Regions from separate parts of the Homo sapiens genome. Here region 1 is linked to region 2. The links are chromatin contacts, found by Hi-C or POLR2A ChIA-PET in ENCODE. All regions are on one chromosome and are shown on one strand. Each heading gives the region's core, a stretch centred on a gene start or an enhancer-like site at or near the end of the contact. The rest is flanking DNA. Distances are from core to core; before and after follow the strand shown.

Region 1 (6,702 bases), core at 1,859-4,358, 41 kb after region 2:
GTTTGAAATCTGGACCATAACAAATGAAGACAGGAGGAGGTATCCCCAAGATGAGCCCATGAAAGTCACCGGCCCAATGCTGCCAGGCTGAGAGCAGCTGAGCTGAGACCTGCGAGTGGTCAGTCCCGGGGCCTCCTGCCTCCCTCATGCCCAGTATGAGGACAGCCTCTCTCTACCCTGAACTGAGGCCGCCGGAACCCACAGCTCCTAGACCCCCGCCCCATCCCGAGAGCCCGTGTCCCCCAAGCCACTGCCAGGCAGAGTCCAGCTGGAGGCAGGGTCCATTCAGGGCTCCAGGGCGCCAGGCCCCTAGCACCCCCGCTGGACAGCACCTTCCCTGCTCTGGGAGCCACAGGGCAGATGCCTTCGTCCTGTACAGGAGGCACAAACAGTCGGAAAGATGGCCTCAGAGAAGCCAGGAAAGAATTTTATCAGGTACATGCCGAGATAGGAAATTGGGGAACATAATGGGCGCTTTCAATGCCCAGCCAATTCTTCCAGCCCCTTCTCTAGGGACCCAGGAGAAGGCATTCTGGGCCTCTGGGCCGTCCCACCGTCCCAGCCTTGGAGGTCCTGGGGTGGCCGTGGCGGGCGCAGGGTTGCGCAGCACCTCCTCTCTCCCTGCAGCGATGGGCACCTTCGTTCTTTCCTTGTGCTTCTCTGCCCGGCTCCAGACCCGCCCTCTAGGAAACACAGATGCATCTGGGGACCCACTTCAGGGAACAGAAGGATGCTCTGGGGAAAGACAGACTGCGCCACAGCTGGCACGCATCCATGCGGCTTGTCACAACGCGGCAGCTCGGCCCTGCCCTGGGTCCCCGCACACAATGTGGCTTCTGTTCTGGCTCCCTCGGCAATCCACCAGCCAAGGCCTCCCCCTCGGCCACATCAACCGGCCGATTGTCCCTGGCGGAGCGCTCTATGGGCTCACCAGAGGGGCTGCCCGCCTCCTGAACTCTGCAAGGCCCTGGGAGCCTGGGAGCCAGGGAGGGAGTTGCTTGCAGAAGCGTTGCTCCGCTTCTGCGCCAGCAGGTCAGGGGCAAGGGGAGAAGACAATGGGGGCTCAGAGGGGGCTCCCTGCCTCCCAGCCTCCCTGCCTCAAGACCTGCTCTCCCCAGTCTCAAACTGAGCGCACGCAGGGGCAGCCCAAGTGGAACCCATATAGGGCAGCATTTGCAGCTAAGAGCCATCTCCACTCTACAGAGGGTGGCGGCTATGGAGGGCACCCCGGCTTGGTGTCCTTGGAACCTCCCCTGTCATGTGCGACTGCCTAGGGCCCCCCAACACAAGCCACCCAGGATGTGTCAGGAAGATGCCTCTGAGGGTCTTAAGGCTATGAGGCCAGTGCGGTTTAACTTACTTTTAAAACTCTCCACGTAATGCCCTTCCTGTGCCCTCGGACATCTGCGTGTGGGAGGCCACGGTGGACTGGTGATGGCTGTGGCTCCCTGTCCAATGACAGCTTGTTGCAGGGGTTGGGGAGGAGGTCTAATATTAGTGGCAAATAACCAAAATAAACTTCTTTTTCACACTTGGCCATTTCTAACACTGGACTGTCTCTCACAATCAGTGTGTACCCCTCATGTGCTTTCTCTCCTGCTCTCAGGACGGGTTCCTTCAATTGAAGTCACGGGAGACTTAGACTGAAGGAAGAGGAATCTGGCGTCAGGGGCAGGGCAAGTTTTACCGCCCCAAACAGCCACACTCCCCTTTCCTGGTGCTGTTGGTACCGGGTTCAATAGAAACAAGTGCCCCGGCCAGCATCCCCTCATGTGACTGCATCTACAGGGCACCTGGGGGGCTGCGAGCCGACACCGGCCACAGGAGAGGAAAGCAGGCCACTGTCATCTCAGATGACCCCTCTCCCCATCTGACAGCAGCTCTCTCTGCCCCTCTCGGTTTTGCCAAGCACACCAAGCCAGAAACGCAGGACTACTTGGCAGCCAGCACTGGCATGAAAGCGACAAAGGTGAGAGCTAAAAGGATTGCCAAGGAAATTAAGTCACATCAAATGATGCCTCAGAGAAGAGCTCCTGAGTCCAGCTGCTGATCTTGGCTAATGCCTCAAAACAAAGCAAGACAAAAATCAACCATGCTAAAGTCTGCTGGGAACGTAAAGCGGGAACGTGGCGGGGTCACCAAGCGGTAAAGCTGAAAGAGACCCCGAGAGCCAGTCCCAGCCCGAGCAGGGCCATGCATGTCAGTGGGGGCCCCCACCCCGGGAAGGCTCGGGGAGGCCGGCAGCCCCCGGCCCCTGCCCTGCCCAGGACCAGGGCATCAAAGCCTCCCAGGTCAGCTCTGCAGCCCCTCCCGAGGCCCTCACCCTGCCTCCTAACTGACTCCAGGGCACAGACAAGCACTTCCTGTTTGGCAGCCACTGAATTCCTTCTGGGAGAGATGGAGCCAGGTCTGCATTATAATGTCACTGACCTACTCCAGAACATCATGGGACAGGCGTGGGACAGGCACCTGGCTGGGGCTTCTGAAGCCACGGCCACAGAGCTTACGCCCAAAGAGGCAGGTGAACCCAGAGGACTCGACCCCTTATGCAGGATCTAACAGCAAATGCCACCATGTCACCCCCAGCGGATGAGCAGCTCTGCCCACCCAGCTCACCTCCCTCACACTCGCCCCAGCCCCGCTTCATCACCTGGACTCTGCCTTTCAAACAGCTGCCCCTCCCCCTAGAAGGGACCACCCCATCCTCTCAGCCTCACATAAGAAGAAGTCAATCGGCCGGGCACGGTGGCTCACGCCTGTAATCCCAGCACTTTGGGAGACCGAGGCAGGTGGATCACGAGGTCAGGAAACCGAGACCATCCTGGCTAACACGGTGAAACCCCCTCTCTACTAAAAATACAAAAAAATTAGCCAGGCATGGTGGCGGGCGCCTGTAGTCCCAGCCACTCGGGAGGCTGAGGTAGGAGAAAGGTGTGAACCCAGGAGGCAGGGCTTGCAGTGAGCCGAGATCACGCCACTGCACTCCAGCCTGGGTGACAGAGCAAGACTCCACCTCAAAAAAAAAAAAAAAAAAAAAAGAAGTCAATCTCGCTTCTTAAGAGAACCCAACCGACCCTTTCTAACTGGGTCCCCGTGACACACTCATAGCACCCAGCCCCTGGGCTTCCTGGAACTCATTCTGATGGGTCACTTCCTCTCCCGTGTGTCTGCCGTCTCTTGCCCTGTCAGTCTGTGAACTCCACAAGAGAGGGGAACGTGTTCACTTGGTCTTCACTGGGCCTAGACTTGGTAAATATCTGACACATGAAGAAATCCATGAAACTCCAGCAAAGAATGGAAGAAAAGCAATTCCTCCTCCTCACTGTAAACGAACATTAAAAAAAAAAAAACCCTCATTTGCGAAGAATAAATGACAAGGGCCTCCCTTACTAGATACCCACTACCCTTTGACAGTCTCCCCCGCCTCTCTCAACAGTGGGCTTGGTGCATGCCGCCAGCGGACAGCGAAAACAGAGGCATGGGCCTCAAGTGTGGCAAAGGGTTTCAGACACAAAACCAGAAGCACTCGCCAGAAAAACAACAGTAAGACGTCCATCAAAATAAAAAACGTTTGCTAGACAAAAATATACTATTAAGAGAATGAGAAGATAAGCCACAGACTTGGAGAAAATATTTGCAACTCATATACCAAGTACAGGACTTGTATCCAGAGTATATACAGAACTCTTAAAACTCAACAACAAGAAAACAGCTAACCCAATTTTTTTTAATGAGAGGGAAGGGCAAAATTCTGAACAGATACTTTACCAAAGAGAATATATGGGTTGCAAATAAGCACATGAAAACGATGCTCATTACCGTCGGCCGTCAGGGAGATGCAAATCAAAACCTAACCAGGTACCACTTCACACCCACTAGGACAGACGGCTATAATCAAAAAGGCAGAAAATGAGTTGCTGGTGAGGATGTAGAAAAATCAGAACCCTCATACCCGGCTGGGGGGGAATGTAAAATGGCACAGCTGCTGAAAAACAGTCTGGCAGTTACTCAAAAAGTTAAATAAAGAACGGGGCCAGGTGTGTTGGCTCACGCCTATAATCTCAACACTCTGGGAGGCTGAGGCAGGAGGATCACTTGAGGCTGGGGGTTTGAGCTCAGCCTTAGCAACATAGTGAGACTCTCTAACAAAAAAAAATTTTTTTAAATCTTTTCTTTTTTTCCTTTCTTTCTTTCTTTCTTTCTTTCTTCCATCTTTCCTTTCTTTCTTTCTTTTTTTTTTTTTTTAAAGAGATGGGGTTTCACCATGTTGCCCAGGCTGGTCTCAACCTCCTGAGCTCAAACAATCCTTCCACCTCGGCCTCCCAAAGTGCTGGGATTACAGGTATAAGCCGCCGTGCCCAGCCCTTAAAAAAGTTTTTTTAATAACTCACCGGATGTGAGGGCCGGGCACAGTGGCTCACGCCTGTAAACTCAGCACTTTGGGAGGCCGAGGTGGGCGGATCACGAGGTCAGGAGATCGAGACCATCCTGGCTAACATGGTGAAACCCCGTCTCTACTAAAAATACAAAAAAATTAGCCGGGCATGCTGGCAGGCACCTGTAGTCCCAGCTACTTGGGAGGCTGAGGCAGGAGAATGGCATGAACACGGGAGGCAGAGTTTGCAGTGAGCCAAGATTGTGCCACTGCACTCCAGCCTCGGCGACAGAGCGAGACTCCGTCTCAAAAAATAAACAAATAAAATTTTTTTTTAAAAAGAAAAACTCACTGGGTGTGGTGGCATGCACCTGTAGTCCCAGCTACTTGGGAGGCTAAGGCAGGAGGACTGCTTAAGTCCAGGAGACAGAGCTGTGTGAGCTGTGACTGCACCACTGCACCCCATCCAGCCTAAGCGACACAGTAAGGCCCTGTCTCAAAACAGACAAACAAAAAACCCAAAAAGTTGGCCGGTCACAGTGGCTCATGCCTGTAATCCCAGCTACTTGAGAGGCTGAGGCAGGAGAATCGCTTGAACTCAGGAGGTGGAGGTTGTAGTGGGCTGATATCGCACCTTTGCACTCCAGCCTGGGCAATAAGAGCAAAACTCCACCTCAAAAAGAAAATAAAAAGAAAACAAAGAGAAAAAAAAAAAAAGGAAAACAACCTGACCATATTCAAGGGCTGGCGAAGATTTGGAGCAACGGGAACTCTTCCTGCTGATGAGGCTGCAAAATGGCACAGCCCCTTTAGAAGAAAACCACTGGGCAGTTTCTTAAAAAGTTAAATAGACCCATATCATGTGACCTAGCAATCTCCACTCATTTACCCAAATGAACTGAAAACGTGGTCACACAAAAAACCCGTATGCAAATGTTTAGGGCAGCCTTATTCATAATCACAAGAGCTGGAAACAACACAGACGTCCTTCAACAGGTGAACGAATAAACAAACCGTAAGGCACCCATGCAGCGGAACACTCCTCGAAAAAACACAACAAAACACGAAGATTCATTCATATGGCAACATGGACAAATCTAAGTGCGCTTTGCTAAGTGAAAGAAACCAGATACAAAAGGGCTACATATTGTCTGAGTCTTATGACAATCTGGAAAAGGTAAACTACAAGAATGGCAAACAGATGAGCGGTTGTAAGGGCTGGGGGTGGGGAGGGGGACTGACTTCAAAGGGACAGCAAGTGGGAATCGGAGTGGGGGAGGCAGAGTCCCGGTAGATACACGACTCTCTGCATGTTGAACCCAGAGTAAACGTCACGGAATACAAATTAAGAAATCAGTAACTAATAACCGGATGGGCAGAGGGGGCAGACCCAAGATGAAATGCAACTGAGACTGACGAAGCTAACTGTATTACAAATGCATGACATGACCACCCCAGGGAAAGGGCTGCCACAAATAACCTTGTACCCTTGCAGCGTTCCTACTTGACAGAAAGAGCTGCACGCCAATGCTGAGCCCTAGCTGCCAACACAGGAGGGCTGGCTGTTGATGCTGAAACTACTTTCCGGGTATCCTGGAATTAAACGGGTAAACAAACACAGTACAGATATCGGGAGCCAGGTTTCCCCCTTCAGAGACAGCTACAAGGCAGCAACTGGGGAAGGCGTGAATGAGCCCGCTGGTGCTGGATGGAGTTGGCAGCCTCAGAGGAACGTACGTTTGTTTTCATATTACACAGATAGATACAGAACTAAACACAGATGTAAAGGGTGGGGGTGGTTTCCTAGCTCTGTCATATGAGAGAACCTAAACGCAGTGACAACTAAGCAGCAGTGAGCACACTTAGCTCCCAGATCTTGGCTTTTAAATACCATTTTCCAGCAACAGGAACTAAGGCTCCTGGGAGCAGCGGAAGATTCTAGGGCTGGGGCAGGGAAATACACGGTGAGCCTGTGGTGCCAGAATGTGAAAGCACCCCCAAAACCATGGGAACATGAAATGACAGGCCCGAATGCGAGAACAATTTCAATAACAAACAGGTAACAACAGACTGGATTATGACCCCAAAGAAAAACCAAATACCTATGAATCCATCCGTGTTGATACAAATAACTGAATACATAAATGGAAGAGAAGGGACGGCTCTTCCTTACTGAAAAATTCCAGTTAATAAATGTAGAAAGGAAGGAGGAAATTAAAACTACCAGTAGGCCACCACTGGGGGAGGCTAAAATTAGTGGGTGGTACTATGGGTTAAGTAGCCCTCATCCAAAATGCTTGGGATCAGAAATGTTTTGGATTTCAGAT
Region 2 (6,865 bases), core at 1,702-4,201:
TTCTCCTGCCTCAGCCTCCTGAGTAGCTGGGACTACAGGCGCCCACCACCACGCCCGGCTAATTTTTTGTATTTTTGGTAGAGACAGGGTTCACCGTGTCAGCCAGGATGGTCTCGATCTCCTGACCTTGTGATCCGCCCTCCTTGGCCTCCCAAAGTGCTGGGATTACAGGTGTGAGCCACCGTGCCCGGCCCTTTTATGTTAAATTTAATATAAAATATTTTCTTTTATATCAGCATTTTTATGTAAATATATAAAATATAACAGCAGCTAGCTCACAGCTTTGCTGCATGGATTCAGTGAGTTTACACACATCGAATAGCTCTGGCACACACAAAGCATTGCACCAGCATTCACTATTTATTATTTTTATGGTTTTGTTTGTTTGAGACGGAGTCTTGCTCTGTCACTCAGGCTGGAGTGCAGTGGCCCAATCTTGGCTCACTGCAAGCTCCGCCTCCCGGGTTCACGCCATTCTCCTGCCTCAGCCTCCCCAGTAGCTGGGACTACAGGCGCCCGCCACCACACCTGGCTAATTTTTTGTATTTTTAGTAGAGACGGGGTTTCACCGTGTTAGCCAAGATGGTCTCCATCTCCTGACCTCGTGATCCACCGGCCTCGGCCTCCCAAAGTGCTGGGATTACAGGCATAAGCCACCGCGCCTGGCCTCTTTTTTGTTTTTGTTTTTGTTTTTGAGACAGTCTCTCACTGTCGCCAGGGCTGGAGTGCAGTGGTGCGATCTTGGCTCACTGCAACCTCCGCCTCCCGGGTTCAAGCAATTCTCCTGCCTCAGTCTCCTGAGTAGCTGGGGTTACAGGTGCCTGCCACCACATCCAGCTAATTTTTTGTATTTTTAGTAAAGACGGGGGTTTCACCATGTTGGCCAGGCTGGTCTCAAACTCCTGACCTCGTGATTCACCCACCTCGGCCTCCCAAAGTGCTGAGATTACAGGCATGAGCCACTGTGCCTGGCCATTATTATGGTTTTTACTGTGTCTCTTCTCCAGTGGCATTTCCTCAGCGAGGTCTTTCCTTGCTACCCTGGTTCCCCGAACCTGCCCTCTTCCCCCTCTCTGTGACAGCCCCTTTAAAAGTTGTCTGCCCAGGGCCAGGCACGGTGGCTCACGCCTGTAATCCCAGCACTTTGGGAGGTTGAGATGGGTGGATCACTTGAGGTCAGGAGTTTGAGACCAACCTGGGCAACATGGTGAAACCCTGTCTCTATTAAACATACAAAAAAAATTAGCCAGGCATGGTGGCACACCTGTAATCCCAGCTACTGGGAGGTGGAGGTTGTAGTGAGCCGAGATCATGCCACTGCACTCCAGCCTGGGCGACAGAGCAAGACTCTGTCACAAAAAAATATTCTTCCCAGTTTTCATCATCATGGCTACAAGTTACCAAGGTCATTTGTTTATTTGGTCATTTCCTTGAGGGCGAGAGGCCAGATTGCCTTGTTGTTGTACCAGCGCCAACCCTCTGATGTTTGTTGAATTAATGAACACCCATTTTTCAGATCAGGAAAGGGGATAAGAGACCTCCTGTGACTTGTTCTGTCAATGTAATAAACAAGTAAATTATGCAATAGGTAAGACAGTGTTCAGTGATTCAGAGGAATCCAAAGCACGTAAAGGAGTAAACTGTTGAGGTGGGGGCAGAATTTAAAAGTATGGCGGCTAGCCAGGTGCAGTGCCTCACACCTGTAATCCCAGCACTTTGGGAGGCAGAGGAGGGCAGATCACTTGAGGTCAGGAGTTCGAGACCAGCCTCACCAATATGGTGAAACCCCGTCTCTACTAAAAATACAAAAATTAGCTGGGTATGGTAGTGCATGCCTGTAATCCCAGCTACTTGGGAGGCTGAGGCAGAAGAATCACTTGAACCCGGGAGCCAGAGGTTGCAGTGAGCCGAGATCACGCCACTGCACTCCAGCCTGGGCAACAGAGTGAGACTCTGTCTCAAAAAAAAAAGAAAGAAAGAAAGAAAAAGGTGGCTAAGGAGAGCCTCACTGAGAGAAAGTGATATTTCAACAAAGACTTCAATGAAGAGAAAAGATCTATGGGATGGTGTTCCAGGTCAAGGGGAGTTTGTGCAAAGGCCCTGAGGCAGGACAGTGCCTGCTGTGTTGAAGGAGCAGTGAGGAGGAGGCCCCTGTGGCTGGAGCAGAGTGAGGGAGGGAGGGGGTGGGGAAGGTTGAGAAGTGCCTGGTGGGCCTTGTGGGGGACTTGGCTTTTACCCGAGGGGAGGGGGAGTGGGAGCCATGGAGGCAGAGGAGGGATATGCCCTGACTCAGGTGCTCACGGCGCTCTCTGGCTACTGTGGGGAGGACAGACTGAGGGGAAAGAGACCAGCTGAGATTGAGATGATGATAGTTTGGACCAAGATGTAGCAGGAGAGAGGGTGAGAAGCGTTCGGATTCTGAAAGCAGAGCCCACAGAATTTGTTGGTGTCTCAGCAAAACCCGCTGAGAATGACCAAAGTTTTCTGGTCAGTGCCACTTGAAGGATGGAGCTGCTGTTGTCTGAGATTATGGTAGGTTGGAGTGGAGGGAGGAGATTTAGGGATGAGGGCTGTGGGTAACATCCCTCCCCTAGCTGGGCTGTTTGGGTTTGAGATGCGTGTTAGACGAGGAAATGAGGGGTGGGCAGTTGTATCCAAGAGTCTGGAGTGGTGGGGAGGGGCTCCACCTGGATCCGATGGACTCACCTGAGTGAATGGAACCAAGAGAGTTACACCATCTTAAATTGTCAAGTCGATCCATATGTCGGCACAGATAATCACAGTGCATAGGCAAAGCTTGAGCTACCAGGGCGTTCGCCCCAACATTTTATCTAATAAAAGTGAAACCAGGCTGGGCATGGTGGCTTATACCAGCCTGGACAACATAGTGAGACCGCCATCTCTAAAAAATATGAAAATTAGCCGGGCGTGGTGGTGCATGTGTAGTCCCAACTACTCAGAAGCCTGAGGCAGGAGGATTGCTTAAGCCAAGGAGGTCGAGGCTGCCATGAGCCATGAACGCACCATTGCACTCCAGCCTTGGGTGACAGAGCAAGACCTTGTCTCTCTTTTTTTTTTTTGAGATGGAGTCACGCTCTGTCACCCAGGCTGGAGTGCAGTGGTGCGCGGTCTCGGCTCACTGCAAGCTCCGCCTCCCGGGTTCACGCCATTCTCCTGCTTCAGCCTCCCGAGTAGCTGGGACTACAGACACCTGCCACCACGCCCGGCTAATTTTTTGTATTTTTCATAGAGATGGGGTTTCACCGTGTTAGCCAGGATGGTCTTGATCTCCTGACCTCATGATGCGCCCGCCTTGGCTTCCCAAAGTGCTGGGATTACAGGCGTGAGCCACTGTGTCCAGCCAAAACCCTGTCTCATTAAAAAAAAAAAAAAAAAGTGAAAACAACAACAAAAAAACCCAGCAGCCAGAGCCTACATAAGTATCAGCCAATACGGGGGATGATTAAATCATGTCATCTCTATACTAGATGATATTATGTTAGATTTGATATTGCAGAGAAATATTTAAAGACTGGGGAAAACAGTCAAGATGAATGGTTTTGTGAACAAAGGCAGGTCTTGATAACGTACATGTAGTATTGCCCTGGCTCTGTAAAGTATGCATGCTTAAAAATGTCAGGAAGGTATTTTGTTTGTATTTTTTTTTTTTTTTCCGGGATTTCTCAATCTCAGGGCCGTTGTCCTTAGGGGCCGAATCATTCTTTGTGGTGGAGAATGTCCTGTGAGTATCTAGTTTCCATCAATGCCAGTGGCGTTTCATTCCCCGAGCTATGACAACCCCAAATGTCTCCAAGTATTTCCAAATGTCCCCTGAGGAACAGAGTCACCCCCTGGCTGAGAGCCCCAGTTCTAGATGAAAGTGTGGTTGCTTGTCATGAGGGGGATGGGTTATTTTATCAGAGAAAACAACAGAAGAAACAGGACAAGAGAGGTGTCTGTAATCCCAGTGCTTTGGGAGGCCAAGGCGAGTGGATCGCTTGAACCCAGGAGTACAAGACCAGCCTGGGTGACATAGTGAGATCCCATCTCTACAAAAAAATTAAAAATTAAAAAATTAGCCAGGGGTGGTGGTGTACACCTGTAGTCCCAGCTACTTGGGGGACTGAGGCGGGAGGATTGCTGGGGCTGGGGGAGGTTGAGACTGCAGTGAGCCATGATTGCGCTATTGCATTCCAGCCTGGGCAACAGAGCAAGACCTTGTTTCAGAAAAAAAAAAAAAAAAAAAAAAAGAAGAAGAAGAAAGAAAAAGAAGAAACAGGCGACAGAGAAAAGGGAGCCAAAGGTTCTCAGCCTGAGGCTCCCGGGCAGGTGGGGCGGGGATGGCTGAGCCTCCTAGTGCCTCACGAGGACCTCCCTCCCCTAGCTGGGCCTGGAGCGCTTCCACAGCGTGGGAATCATGGGTCTCAACTCAGAAGAGTGGGTCATCGCCAGCATTGGTGCCATCATGGCAGGGTAAAGGGCACGCGGCCTCTCCCCGGAGTGTTTTGCGGGCAGGAAGCCACCAGCCCACCTTCTATGGGATCCCAAGGAAGAGTCCTCAGGACAGGGAGCTGACAAGAGCTCCCACTTAAGTCTACGCTTAGTGGGATTTTTCAATGGCCCAGTCCTGAGCATGCTCAGCTCACCTTTCCAGACAGTCTCTATCTAGTGAACTCATATACATCCTGTGAATCCCCGCATTCATGTCCCCTCTTCCAGAAAGCCCTCCCCACTTCTTGAGGCTCTCCAGCACTGAGCCCTCTCTCCACCCATCCAGAACATTGGGGAACCCCTTGAGAGCAAGATCCAAGCCTGAACTGTCCCTGAATTCCACCTCCCAACAGGGTATGTTGTGAGTGTCAGGTACTGGGGATTCCCAGGAACCTTGCACTCACCCAGCAGGGAGTAGCTGGGATTACAGGCATGCGCCACCAGATCCGGCTAATTTTTTTTGCATTTTTAGTAGAGACAGGGTATCATCATGTTGTCCAGGCTGGTCTCGAACTCCTGGCCTCAAGTGATCCGCCCGCTTCAGCCTCCCAAAGTGCTAGGATTACAGGCATGAGCCACCACGCCTGGCTGATATCAATTTTAAATAATAATATGCTAAGAGCTCTAATGGAAAAAGCAGACAGAACTTACAACAGGTGGGTTCTTGTAAGCAGAGATGGAAACTCTAAGAAATCAAAAGGAAATGTTGGTCATCAAAAACACTGACATAAAAAAAGCATGCTTCCAATGGGCTCGGCAGTGGACTGAATACAGCCAAGGAAATCTTGAGTGAGCCTGAAGCTAGGTCAATAGAAACATCCCATGCTGAAAATCTTAAAGAAAAAAAGAGGCCAGGCACGGTGGCTCATGCCTATAGTCCCAGCACTTTAGGAGGCTGAGTGGGGAGGACTGCCTGAGCCCAGGCACTCAAGGCCAGCCTGAGAAACTTAGCAAGACCTTGCCTCTATTTAAAAAAAAAAAATTAATTAAGAAGAAAAAAGAAAAGACAAAAACACAATGAAATGAAATGAACAAATGGAAAAGAACCGCGGGACAATACAGAAAGTGTAACATACACATAATGAGAGTTGGTTACAGATCTGAGGCCGAGGCCGGTGGATCACCTGAGGTCAGGAGTTTGAGACCAGCCTGGCCAACATGGTGAAACCCTGTCTCTACTGAAAATACAAAAATAGCCAGGCATGGTGGCAGACACCTGTAATCCCAGCTACTTGGGAGGCTGAGGCAAGAGAGTCACCTGAACCTGGGAGGCGGAGGATGCAGTGAGCCGAGACCGCACGACTGCACTCCAGCCTGGGCAACAAGAGCGAAACTCCATGTGAAAAAAAAGAGAAAGAAAGAAAAAAGAAAAAATCACTGAGAATTCTCCAGGAACTCACAAGTATCAACAAGGAGACGTTTAAAAAAAATTAAGGCCAGGTGCAGTGGCTCACTCCTGTAATCCCAGCACTTTGGGAGGCCAAGGTGGGAGGATCGCTTGAGCCCAGAAGTTCAACACCAGCCTGGGCAACATATCGAGACCTCATCTTTACAAAAATTAAAAAACAAACAAACAAAATTAGCTGAGCCTGATGGCATGTGCTTGTGGCCCCAGCTACTCTGGAAGCCATCGTGGGAGGATTGCTTGAGCCTGGGAGGGTGAGGCTGCAGTGAGCCGTGATAGCGCCACCCCATGCCAGCCTGGGTGACAGAATGAGACCCCGCCTCAAAAAACAAAACAAATGGGCAGGGTGCGGTGGCTCACGCCTGTAATCCCAGCACTTTGGGAGGCCAAAGCGGGCAGATCACCTGAGGTCAGGAGTTCAGAACCAGCCTGGCCAACATGGTGAAAGCCCCTCTCTAAAAAAATACAAAAATTAGTCGGGCATGATGGCGGGTGCCTGTAATCCCAGATATTTGGGAGGCTGAAGTGGCAGAATCACTTGAATCCAGAAGGCAGAGGTTGTAGTGAGCCAAGATTGTGCCATTACACTCCAGCCTGGGTGACAGAGCGAGACTCCGTCTAAAACAAAAACAAATTAAAATTAAAACGTCAGAACAACAGATAAAAATATTCTGAAACATAAGCGGATTCATTTATATGAAGAAAAAAGCATGCAAGAATATCTGGGAAAATTCTGAAGCAGAATTATAAAGGGAAACTACCACTACCAGACTTTTTTTTTTTTTCAGACGGAGTTTCACTCTTGTTGCCCAGGCTGGAGTGCAATGGCTTGATCTCGGCTCAACGCAACCTCCACCTCCCGGGTTCAAGCGATTCTCCTACCTCAGCCTCCCGAGTAGCTGGGATTACAGGTATGCGCCACCACACCCGGCTAATTTTGTATTTTTAGTAGAGACAGGGTTTCTCCAT

The links. A loop is a pair of places that touch in the nucleus more often than their neighbours do. ChIA-PET counts read pairs that join two places held with the same protein, here RNA polymerase II (POLR2A). Pooled maps may share reads with other maps.
Region 1: a map with no recorded cell type shows a loop between it and region 2 (6-fold over the local background). The contact joins two enhancer-like sites. A Hi-C loop is called at or near these places in 1 of 168 maps with a recorded cell type or tissue (gastrocnemius medialis), 6 of 37 single-sample maps with no recorded cell type and 6 of 50 pooled maps. POLR2A ChIA-PET finds 5 or more read pairs at or near these places in 9 of 52 experiments (GM10248, H1, HepG2 and 6 more).

The regions. Positions count from the first base shown.
Region 1 is chr19:6,241,028-6,247,729 of GRCh38, forward strand. The region is part of intron 3 of MLLT1 (MLLT1 super elongation complex subunit); the gene reads right to left. Among named protein-coding and RNA genes, the nearest start is that of MLLT1, 36 kb to the right of the region's middle. RefSeq lists an enhancer at 2,472-3,186. Within about 2 kb of position 3,109, at least 9 of the 41 ENCODE cell types and tissues checked have a DNase peak (open chromatin) inside an H3K27ac peak, as active enhancers do.
Region 2 is chr19:6,200,645-6,207,509 of GRCh38, forward strand. No RefSeq gene overlaps it. Among named protein-coding and RNA genes, the nearest start is that of ACSBG2, 68 kb to the left of the region's middle. RefSeq lists enhancers at 3,363-3,412, 3,433-3,482. Within about 2 kb of position 2,952, at least 3 of the 41 ENCODE cell types and tissues checked have a DNase peak (open chromatin) inside an H3K27ac peak, as active enhancers do.